Regions from separate parts of the Homo sapiens genome. Here region 2 is linked to region 1. A link is a contact called in ENCODE Hi-C or POLR2A ChIA-PET data. All regions are on one chromosome and are shown on one strand. The core of a region is the stretch at or near the end of the contact, and the rest is flanking DNA. Distances in the headings are between cores, read along the strand shown. Region 1 holds the start of ZNF284 (zinc finger protein 284). Region 2 overlaps SMG9 (SMG9 nonsense mediated mRNA decay factor).

Region 1 (5,573 bases), core at 1,025-3,524:
AAAGCTATTTTAACTGGAGTGGGATATCTCATGGTAGTTTTGATTTGTATTTATCTGATGATCTATGATGTAGAGCACCTTTTCATATACCTGTTTGCCATTTGTATGCCCTCTTTTGAGAAATGTCTATTCAGATATTTTGCTCATTTTAAAATTGATTTATTAAATTTTTTCCTATTTGGTTTGAGCTTCTTATATTCTGGTTATTAATCCCTTGTCAGATGGATAGTTTGCAAATATTTTCTCCTATTGTGTGGGTTGTCTCTTCACTTTGTTGATTGCTTCCTTTGCTGTGCAGAAGCTTCTTAACTTGACGTGATCCCATTTGTCCATTTTTGCTTTGGTTGTCTATGCTTTTGGGGTATTACTCAAGAAATCTTTGCCCAGACCAATGTCCTGGAACATTTCCCCAATGTTTTCTTGTAGTAGTTTCATAGTTCGAGGTTTTAGATTTAAGTCTTTAATCCATTTCGATTTTATTTTTGTATATGGTGAACAACAGGGTTGAAGTTTCATTCTTCTATATGTGGATATCATGTTTTTCTAGCACCATTTATTGAAGAGACTGTCCTTTTCCCAATATATATACTTAGCACCTTTGTTGAAAATGAGCTCACTGTAGGTGTAGAAATTTATTTCTGGATTTTCTAGTTTACGCAGCACTAAAAAGAATGTACTGTACATGAAGTGATTTCTAGGATATGTTGTTACATGACCATAGAAGAGTTAGAAACGTGCTTTCTTTTAAGTAATAATGGAAAATAAGAAATCTACACATACTGATACGGTTTGGCTGTGTCTCCACCCAAATCTCATCTTGAATTATAGCTCCCATAATTCCCACATATCATGAAAGGGACCTAGTAGGAGGTAATTGAATCATGGGAGTGGGTCTTTCCCATGCTGTTCTCGTGATAGCAAGGACAGATAGAGGAGTGACTTTGAATAGAATGGGAGGCAGGTTTGCCCTAAGCGATTTCCAGCTTGAGATTTCCTTAGTGATTTTGGGGGCCCAAGATATTTTCCTTTCACAATACTAAGCAGTTTAATTTCTCTTAAATGTGGCATTTCCACGTCTAAAGAATATTAATATGAAAACTTTAAAAGTGGGAAGATAGCTTTTCCAGGAGGGCAATTGGCCCTCCATATTGGCCCTTGACAGGGCAGGAGCATCGCCATCTTGGACAAACACTGCCATTTTAAAGTTCGCGTTGATCAAAAACTGCCTAAATCCAAAGGGCATCAGCCTAATGGCTAAGGTCAGCATGACCATAAACCACAAATGACATCTCCAATCAGAAACATTCCAACCATAAGATAAACCCCTCCCTGACCAGAGACATGCCAGCACCGAGATAACCTCCCTTCCATTGGAGAGATGTCAGTCCCAAGATAACTTCCCCTCCAACCAGAGATATTCCAACCCCACAACAGACTTCTCCCCAATACAGAAACATTCTAAGCCTGTGGTAAGCTCTCTCTCCCTAAAGCCAATACATACTCTTAGTCCGTAAGAGAGAGCGCTCCTGACTGCAATCGGCCAGAAGGCCCTCTCGGTTTATTCTCCAAAACGAACCTGTCTTTGACTGTTGAGCCGCTTTTCGTGTTTTTTTTTTTTTTCTCTTTAACTCTTACAGCCCTCTTAAACACTTAAACTGTGGTTGTTTTTCTTGCCAAACCAGTGGTACAACAGTGTCTGGTTGTACCAGGGGCTGGTGCCCCACTCAATGCCTCTCCCAAACCATTTTTCCTGGCCCATTATTTAAGCTCTTAGATTTAGCCTCATACTATTAGCGTCTAGTATATTAGCCTTTCAGCCATCTCCTGACCGCTCCACAGTCACTCCCCGCTAACTCCTTGAAGATTGTATCTCCTTGCTTTGTTCTCTTTCAGTAACACTCCTGTCATCATGGGAGGCGTGTAGACTTCAGGAATTCCTGTCTATTCAATATTTTCTCTCGAGGACGCAGGGAGAGGGAAGGACCACTCTCAGGGCCACAGTCCATATTCCAAACCAGGCGCTTGGGTCTATGGGATTCATTCCTCGTGGGCATTGCAGGAAGTGTAGTCAAAGAGCACCGCGGAGTCCCACGCTTCCCGCCGGAAGGTGATACTATAGAACGTCTCCTTTGAGATTCAAGGAAGTGTAGCGCAGGAGATCTGTTGAATGACGAGCAAGTAGGCTCAGGACGGCGTATCCGGGGAATTCTGGGAAATGTAGTTCACACGCTGCGCGGGGTAGGGGCACTTCCGCTCCCGGGGGGCGAGGTTGCTGCAGTGCATTCGGTGGTAGTTTGGTGTCAGTCCTGTGTCTTGTCGGTCCTTCTAAACGTGTCCCCTTACGATGCTGGCTCGCAACCACCTGGAAGTTGACTAAGGGGAGAAGGAGTCTCGTTGGAAAACGGAGGTTTGGAGGGACAACGGCCTCTCTTTTCGTTCTTGTCAGCGGAGCCTTCTTGGTCTTGGGGCTGTCCTCGCGTCCCCGGGCATGAGGCTGGGGGTTGGGACTTGGTCGGGACGCGTCTCGCCTGGTTTGAGGGTTTTTGGGGCTCTCAGCTCGCTCAGTCCGCCTCCCTCCATCCCACCTGTGAGGCTACTTTCTCACAATTTAGGGTTGGGATGTTATTAATCTCCCTGTACCTCCCACTGCTGTTCTTTAAAATGGGGACTTTAGGACCATCCTAATGAAATCGTTTTGGGAACTGGAAGAGGTAACACAAATGAAAGCCTTAAAGCAGCCCCTCCCTTAGTGACTGGTGGTCTCTTCTTAGTGTTTATTTCCCACGAAGCCTGTCAGGTCCCCGGGTGGGGTCAGAGCTCCATCTGCAGGGATCCCCGCCCTTGTCTCTGATTCCTGCAGGACGCTGGGTGATCCCGGACGCTTCTGACCTCTTTTTAGGAAGGCGAGGGTTGTTTCCATTTCCACGAAGGGAGAGGAACATTTAACTTTTATGCCGGACGGCAATGCGGTCAGGGTGTTTCACAGCTTTCTCCTTCCCCAGCCTGATTCTCAAAAAGAGCTGCAGGGAGGGACTTCTTGGCTACTGAGGGCAAAGTTCCACGAGAGTGGTCCTTGGCTTTTTTTCTTTTACAGAGATGCTCACCCCGACCAAGAGTGTAGGATGTGTCCTCAGGCATGGGTGTTGATAATAATTAAGCCTCAATTGGTAACTTTATCCCAAGAGCTTTATACAAGTAGTCACATTTTCGCCACACCGTGGCTCTGTGGAGAGGTACTACTTTTTTCAGTTTTAAAGATGAGTGAGATACAAAGGAGCAGGAGTTATCTGAGAATAGTCACCTAAGCAGTAAGAGGTGGAGCTGCGGTTGAAACCTGGGCGTTACAGGTCAGAGCCTTAGTTGATAATCTTTTGGATACATTCTCATTGAGGCAGAGGAACTAGCTGGAATCTAGTGGGGAAAGCAAGCTAGGACTTGATTGAAGGGAGCCTTGAGAGCAAGGCTTATGGGCTTGGACTGTTCTGGGAGTTTATCAACTATTTCATTCATTAGAACTATTTCATTTATTACAAATATTTCACTTGTTATGCAGCGGTATGATTGTGGAGCGTTCAGAAATTGGAGAAATACGAGTAGTACAAGTTTATAATTACCCATGAATCCAGCATGTAAAGATAGTAACTGTTAAACTTCGAGTGCATTTTTTTTTTTTTTTTGAGACAGAGTCTCACTGTGTTGCCCAGGCTGGAGTGCAGTGGCACGATCTCGGCTCACTGCTAACTCCGCCTCCCAGGTTCACGCCATTCTCCTGCCTCAGCCTCCTGTGTGAGTAGCTGGGACCACAGGCGCCCGCCACCACGCCCGGCTAATTTTTTTGTAGTTTTAGTAGAGATGAGGTTTCACCGTGTTAGCCAGGATGGTCTTGATCTCCTGACCTCATGATCCACCAGCCTCGGCCTCCCAAAGTGCTGGGATTACAGGCGTGAGCCACCGCACCCGGTGCATTTCTTTTTGGTCTTTCTTTGGCATATTTGCATATTTATTTATAAACATTTAAACAAAATTTTATGATTAAAAAAATGTGTTTTCCCTTATGTGTTTAACTATGGAAATTTGGAAACACTGCCAAGAGGGAAATAGCTAGTGAACTTACATGTTATATCATGCTCATCCTAATTTATCTCATCGTTATCTCATTTTTTTTTTGGTAAATGTTTCCTGATATTGGCCGGGCATGGTGGCTCACGCCTGTAATCCCAGCACTTTGGGAGGCCGAGGTGGGCGGATCACCTGAGGTCGGGAGTTTGAGACCAGCCTGACCATCATGGAGAAACTCCATCTCTACTAAAAATACAAAATTAGCCAGACATGGTGACGCATGCCTGTAATCCCAGCTACTCGGGAGGCTGAGGCAGGAGAATCGCTTGAACCCGGGAGGCGGAGGTTGCAGTGAGCCAAGATTGCACCATTATACTCCAGCCTGGGCAACAAGAGCGAAACTGCATCCTCTGCCTCCCGGTCTCAAAAAAAAAAAATATTTAACGTTTTATTTTCATATCATTTGAAACCTATAGAAAAATTGCAAAAATAGTGTTAGAAATTCTCATATACTCTTTACCCAAATTTGCCAAATGTTTACATTTTTCCTGTTTGCTTTGTTCTTGCTGATCACCCAGATACCACCAGGAACATACCTGTAGCCAGAGACAGTTGCTTGTAGCTTTCTGCAGCAAAGAAGCCCACATTTCAAGATAATTGTGGGGTGTCTTGGTAAGAGGTGTTTAGAAAGGGCTGGTTATAGGGTTTCACATAACATGCTAGATACTATTAGATATTATACTGGCTAGGCATGGTGGCTTATGTCTGTAATTGTAGCACTTTGGGAGGCCGAGGCAGGTGGATCACTTGAGGCCAGGAGTTCAAGACCAGCCTGGCCAACATGGAGAAACCCCATCTCTACTAAAAATACAAAAATTAGCTGATTTGTCCACTGTGAAGTTACTTTTTTAAAATTTGAGGGGGCGTGCGCCTGTAATCCCAGCTATTAGGGAGGCTGACGCATAAGAATCATTTGAACCTGGGAGGCAGAGGCTGCAGTGAGCTGAGATGGCGCCCCTGCACTCTGATCTGGATGACAGAGTGAGACTCTGTCTCAAAAAAATAATTAAATATTATATTAAATAATATTGTTATCTATTACATATCACATCTGTTAAAAAGCTAATAATAGTAGTTGTAGTGTCATTTATTAGATAGTGTTGGATACCATATTACATAACGTTGTTATCTAATCTGCAGCTTCCATATTTAAATTTATTCAGTTTCTTCTTTTGGTCCTTATAACTATCCCTTGCCCCACTTTTTACCTGTAACCCCATTCAAAGTCCAATTTTATGCATTGTCTTTATTGTCACATTTCTATACTTTTGTTTAATCTAGAAGGATTCCACAGCCTTTGTCTTTTATATGCATGGTTTTTTGAAGAGTATAGGCAAGTTGTTTTGCAGAAAGACATTCATTTGGGGTTTGTCTGGTAAATTTCATGTTTACGTTTAGAGTATGCATGATTGGCAGGGATACCATAGTAGTGGTGAGATGTCCTTTTCATTGCA
Region 2 (5,820 bases), core at 725-3,224, 350 kb before region 1:
TCGGGATGTACACATTTTCCTGAGTTAAACTTACGGCAGGTGGCACAAGTGCCAAATAGGCTTTTTTTTTTTTTTTTGGCAGCTTTTTTTTTTTTTTTTTTTTTTTTTTTTGAGAGAGGGTCTCATTCTGTCACTCAGACTGGAGTGCAATGGCACGATCTCCACTCACTGCAGCCTTGATCTCCTAGGCTCAGGTGACTCTCCCACCTCAGCCTCCCCAGTAGTTGAAACTACTTATTTTGATATTTTTAGTAGAGACACGATTTCCCTATGTTGCCCAGGCTGGTCTCGAACTCCTGGACTCAAGCAATCCGCCCCCTTCGGCCTCCCAGAGTGCTGGGATTACAGGCCCGAGAGCCACTGCACTTGGCCAGTACAGCTTCTTTTAATGTCACTCCCCCTAATATTGTTTCATAAAACAATTTGTAAGTTCCCCAGTGGGTCAGATTATGTACTGTAGTTAAGAATATTGACTTGGAGAGAACTGGTTATCAGGCCTTAAACACAGCTTTTTTTTTTTTTTTTTTTTTTTTTTCAAATCATTGAACTAGCAGTGTGATCTTTCCAATTTTGTTCTTCCGTTTCTGGTGCCCAATTTTGTGCATCTTTGGTAATCATTTTTAGATCACCTTTTGGTGGCTCTTTTAGCTGGGCCTCAAGAGAGATTTGAGGAACCGAACCTTTAACAGCAGCATCCTTTGCGGCATTATCAGCCAAGACTGTTTCCTCTAGCTTCCGCAGAGGTTAACCTTGAATGTCCGGGAGTTTCCATAATAGCCAAGGCAGCTGGCAGCTGGATGGCATCCAGTAAGTCCCGTACATAGGATCCATTTTTAATTTGACCTCCAGTGGACGTGAGTAAACCCCTTCATTTCCATAGCAGTCCAAAATCAGGAGCAACCCCAAAGGCATATCTACTATCTGTATAGAGTAACAGATTGCCCTTTCACGAGGAGGCCAGCAAGGGCAGTGAGTTTAGCTTTTCGTGCAAAAGTAGCCACAGGGGCCAGGCGCAGCAGCTCACACCTGTAATCCCAGCACTTTGGGAGGCCGAGGTAGGCAGATTACTTGAGGTCAGGAGTTCAGGAAGACTGGCCAACATGACGAAACCCTGTCTCTACTAAAAATACAAAAAAATTAGCTGGGCATGGTGGTGGGTGCCTGTAATCCCAGCTACTCGGGAGGCTGAGGCAGGAAAATTGCTTGAATCCAGTGGGCAGAGGTTGCAGTGAGCTGAGATTGCGCCACTGTACTCCAGCTTGGGCAACAGAGCAAGACTCCATCTCAAAAGAAAAAAAAAAAAGTAGCCACAGGTAAGGGGCGGCTTCAGCAACTTCGAAGGAAGTGGTAACTACATATCTTACACAGTTTTTACCATTGTCATCTTTCAGATACGATCCATCTATATCCATAGTTCAGCCAGTTCAGCATTATCTAGCGGAAATTCTTGTAAACATTTTTTAGGGAATCAAAAGATAGTGTCAAACAGTCATGGAGAGCTGTGTGCAGTGGCTCACACCTGTAATCCCAGCACTTTGGGAGGCCAAGGTGGGTGGATCACCTGAGGTCAAGAGTTCGAGACCAGCATGGCCAACATATAGTGAAACCCCATCTCTATTAAAAATACAAAAAATTAGCCAGGGGTGGTGGCGGGCACCTGTAATCCCAGCTACTCGGGAGACTGAGGCTGGAGAATCACTTGAACCCGGGAGGCCAGAGGTTGCAGTGAGCCGAGATTGCGCCACTGCACTCCAGCCTGGGCAACAGAGCTAGACTCCGTCTCAAAAAAAAAAAAAAAACAACCTGTGGGCCTATGCCTGTATTCCCTTAGGCTTTCCCATGGTGGTTGTGGATTGGCTATTTTAAAGAAAACACGCTTGAAGGGGGAACTTATTTACATCGCTCTGATGTTGACCATCCCATAGGGCCATGGTCAGCCACTGTAGGATGTTGTTGGATTTTGGATTGGTGAGATGAGGAACAAGTGGGCTAAACTGCAAGCCACAAGGGGAAGGGGAAGTTTTACTAGGCCAAGGTGATGAGGTTTCGTTGAGTTTCAAACAATGTATGTCAGGCCTAAAAGTGGATGCCAAGGCAGCAAGTATATTGTAACACATTTATGACAGGCATGCAGAGGGATTGGAGAATGGGTAACTCAGGGTGAAAATACTCCCTCCCCTGTTCTGCTAAGGGTCACCACGTTCTGAAGCTGGAGAACTAGGGGTCAGGCAACCCATGGCAAGTACAGCCCAGCCAGCCCTCAGCCAGTTCAAGATACTGATGCTGTCGTGAGAGGCAGCCAGGGCTCTGACGGAGGCCCGCAAGATGGGGAATCTGCCAGCAGTTGCTGCCAAGTTGCAGGCCACACTTTGTTCACGGGAGAATGCAGGCTGCACGCTGGCACTACCAAGGGCACAGGCTCAGGCAAGTTGACCTGTCAATATCATGAGAGGCTACGAAATAAAGACCCTAACTCAGCCTGCATGGCTGTGATAGAAATGGCTGTGGACCCTACACCCTACCCGCACCCACGGTCATCATCAGACCGGCCAGGCATAGGCACGCCCACTTTTTAGGCTGACAAGTACCTCCAGCAGGTGCTGCTGGACCGTTACATCCTCATTATCATTGCATCAGAGCATTTGACCACCGGCCATGCCCAGCTGGCTCGCGAGATCCTGCAGCAGGGCGTTTCTCCTTCCTCTGCTCCAAGATGGAGTTTGCCACCCCCAAAGCTGCCACCCCAGCACCTTCTCTGAGGAGAGTGGGCTCAGCCAGATCCTGGATGGCTGTCAACAGTAGCTGGAAGGTCAGGGACATGCTCTGGGGTACTGGTGGCAGAGAAGGAGAGCCTGGACCCTTGAGATACTGCCCACCCCTTCCCCTTCGTCTTCCAGCAGAGGCCCAGAGTGGGAAAAGAGGTCACCCCCGGTACCAGCGCATGACTGAACTAGACTTTGTAGTGAAATAATGCTTTTTAGCTGCCATTCCCTAACAGTCGGCACTTCTCAGTCACTGGTGATAGAGACCAATCGCTTGCATTAAGGAGAAAGAGTATGTATTGGCTCATTTATTTGCAAAGTTAGAGGATTGCAAAATGCTATGTGCCCAATGCAGACCTGGCACCTGTGGATGATGGTGGCATTTAACATTTATTGAGGCTCAGCATAGGTCAGGCACTGATATGGTTTGGATCTGTGTCCCCACCAGATCTCATGTCAACTTGTAGTTTGTAGTCACCACTGTTGGAGGTGGGGCCTGGCGGGAGGGACGGCATCATGGGGGTGGTTTCTCATGGTTCAGCGCCAGCCCCTTGGTACTGTCCTCACAATAGTGAATCTGTTGTAAGAGCTCGTGGTTTCAAAGTGTGTGCCACCTGCCCCCTCTTGCTCCTGCTCTGGGCATGTGAAGTACCTGCTCCCAGTTCACCTTCCGCCATGATTGTAAGTTTCCTGAGGCCTCCCCAGAAGCCGAGCAGATGCCAGCACCATGCTTCTGGTTCAGCCTGCAGAACTCTGAGCCAATTAAACCCCTTTTCTTTATAAATTACCCAGTCTCAGGTATTTCCTTACAGCAATGCAAGAACCGACTAAAACAGACACCATTATGAACTCAATTAATCACCACAACACCCCTAGGAGGTAGGTACAATCATCACCTTATTTTGCAGACAAAACAGATGCCCAGCAAGCTTTAGCAACTTGTCCAATGCCACACAGGTGGTAGATGGCAAGGCTGGGATCTGAACATAGGCAGCCTGGCTGCAGGGCTGACATTCTTAGGCCAAGTGCTGCGCTCATGACAGGCGCTTGAGCCCAGGCAGCTGCCAGCACAACATGGCCTGCTCCAGTGTAGAAGCTGATTGAGCGGTGCTCATGTTTCCTGCAGTGGAGGGTGAGAAGGATACCAATGTATTCCTGTGTCTGAATTGAAAAGCGTGAGTTCCACCTGCTGGGAATGATGAAGGGACTGGAGAGCCACAAGCAGCAGGCATTCCTGGTGGCCAGGCCCATCTTGCAGCCCATCCTAGAGCAGAAGGCCTCCCTGCAGCAGTATATCTAGCTGGTGTCCACAGTGGCCTGCTGGCAGCATCAGCCTGAGTCCTCTGCTGGATGTAAAGGGGGTGGCGGGTGACCGGTACATACTTACCCACTGTTCAGAAGGCTACTGCCAGTTTGACTCCTCTGTCAAACTGCCTCAACGAGCCAGCCCCTGCACAAAACCCTGGAGGTGGGACAGGGCCTTTGGACCAAGGTCACCAGATCACCACGGTGGTGGTGGTGGAAACGCTAGGCCGGATTTCCAGAGTGCCTCATTTCACCCATCCGGGCATCCTGGTCACCTGCAGCACCTCCTTCACCACCATCTACCGGATGCTTCACACGCCCCTGGATTTGGCAGCCAGGGACACCAAGAGTGTGCTGATTCAGACCTTCCTTGGCAACACTGACCACAAGATCACAGGTGAATCCAATCAACAATCTCAGCCCTGAGCTGGGCCAGCAGGAGGTGGTAGGTTAGGGCTGGGAGGGCACAGTTCTCTCTGTCCCCAGCCTTGTGCTGAAAGGGGCTGGGATGGAAGAAACTGAAGCTCCAACTCTCCTGGACTGAGTTGCATGCTGTCTGGTGCCGTCTTGCCTTGGGTCTCCCATCTTTCTCTGGCCGTTGCCCCCACCACCTTTCCTACTCTGGCAAACCCCCAAATCAACCAGCAGGAAGACCCCCTGGGGAAGCAGGGGTGGGGATGAGACTTGGGGCAGACATTTTGACAAGGCAGGGAAGAGCTGGGTTATCTAGCTGGAGAGGATGGTCAGGAGGGTTCTGTAGAGATCACGACAGTGGGGCAAAGGATTTAGAAGCATTTCGGTAAAAGGGCAGTGAATGTCACAGCTCTGAAGGGCCTCGAGGATGATCTTAAATGTTGGAATAATGGCCAGAGAGGGGAGGCTCCTTGCCTACTACAGTCGGTCAGGAAGTGGCTGTGCCAGAGCCTGTGCTGGGCCTCCTGTCTCCCAGGCCTCAGCCCTCTGTAGAGACTGGCATTCTATCCACTTCTGGCCTGACCTTCTCTGGCCCTGCTGAGTGCTTTCTTCACTGACCCCCCGCCCCCCCTCACTTCAGTTGTTTCTCACAAGGCCCTGGATCCCCATGGTATGAAACACCAGGGCTGTATGGGATGCTTGAAAGCAGGAGGAAACCAGGGAGACAAATATGTGCCACGGGCGGCAGGGGGTGGGGGAGGGCAATGGATGAACAGACTCAGCCAGCTGGACTGGAGCTGACTGCTTTACTGAACGATGGATTAATTTGGGGTGGCGAGACCAATTTGGAGACATACTTTGGGAAACCTCAAACTAAGATCATGTACTGTATTTAACTGAGCAGATGAGGGTTGGTACTGTACCAAATCGCAGAGTGGATTTAACTGAGGGTAGGTTCTGGATTTACATTAAAGGTGAGGGTTGCCATTTCTAAGCAAGAGTAGATGAGGTTTACGAGAGGAAAGCCACTGTATTTAACCAACAGAAGGCACTGTCTGTACGGGTGAGGCATGGTATTTGGATTAAGGGTAAGTACTTACTACATTTAAGGACAAGTTCTGTTTCTTAAGTCAAAAGTAGGCTTTTTTTTTTTTTTTGAGACGGAGTCTCGCTCTGTTGCCCAAGCTGGAGAGTGCAGTGGCGTGATCTTGGCTCACTGCAACCTCTGCCTCCCGGGTTCAAGCAGTTCTCCCACCTCAGCCTCCCAAGTAGCTAGGATTACAGGCGTGCGCCACCACGCCCAGCTAATTTTTTTTTGTATTTTTAGTAGAGACAGGGT

What was found. Hi-C counts contacts between places; a loop is a spot of excess contacts on that map. ChIA-PET counts read pairs that join two places held with the same protein, here RNA polymerase II (POLR2A). Pooled maps may share reads with other maps.
Region 2: a pooled map shows a loop between it and region 1 (4-fold over the local background). The contact joins the enhancer-like site here to the promoter of ZNF284 in region 1. A Hi-C loop is called at or near these places in 1 of 50 pooled maps. POLR2A ChIA-PET finds 5 or more read pairs at or near these places in 2 of 52 experiments (IMR-90 and activated T-cell).

The regions. Positions count from the first base shown.
Region 1 is chr19:44,069,885-44,075,457 of GRCh38, forward strand. It overlaps ZNF284 (zinc finger protein 284), which reads left to right and starts at 2,275. Exons shown (of 5, transcript NM_001037813.4): 1 at 2,275-2,407.
Region 2 is chr19:43,724,942-43,730,761 of GRCh38, forward strand. It overlaps SMG9 (SMG9 nonsense mediated mRNA decay factor), which reads right to left. Exons shown (of 14, transcript NM_019108.4): 14 at 3,042-5,820. Among named protein-coding and RNA genes, the nearest start is that of IRGC, 12 kb to the left of the region's middle. Within about 2 kb of position 1,975, at least 5 of the 41 ENCODE cell types and tissues checked have a DNase peak (open chromatin) inside an H3K27ac peak, as active enhancers do.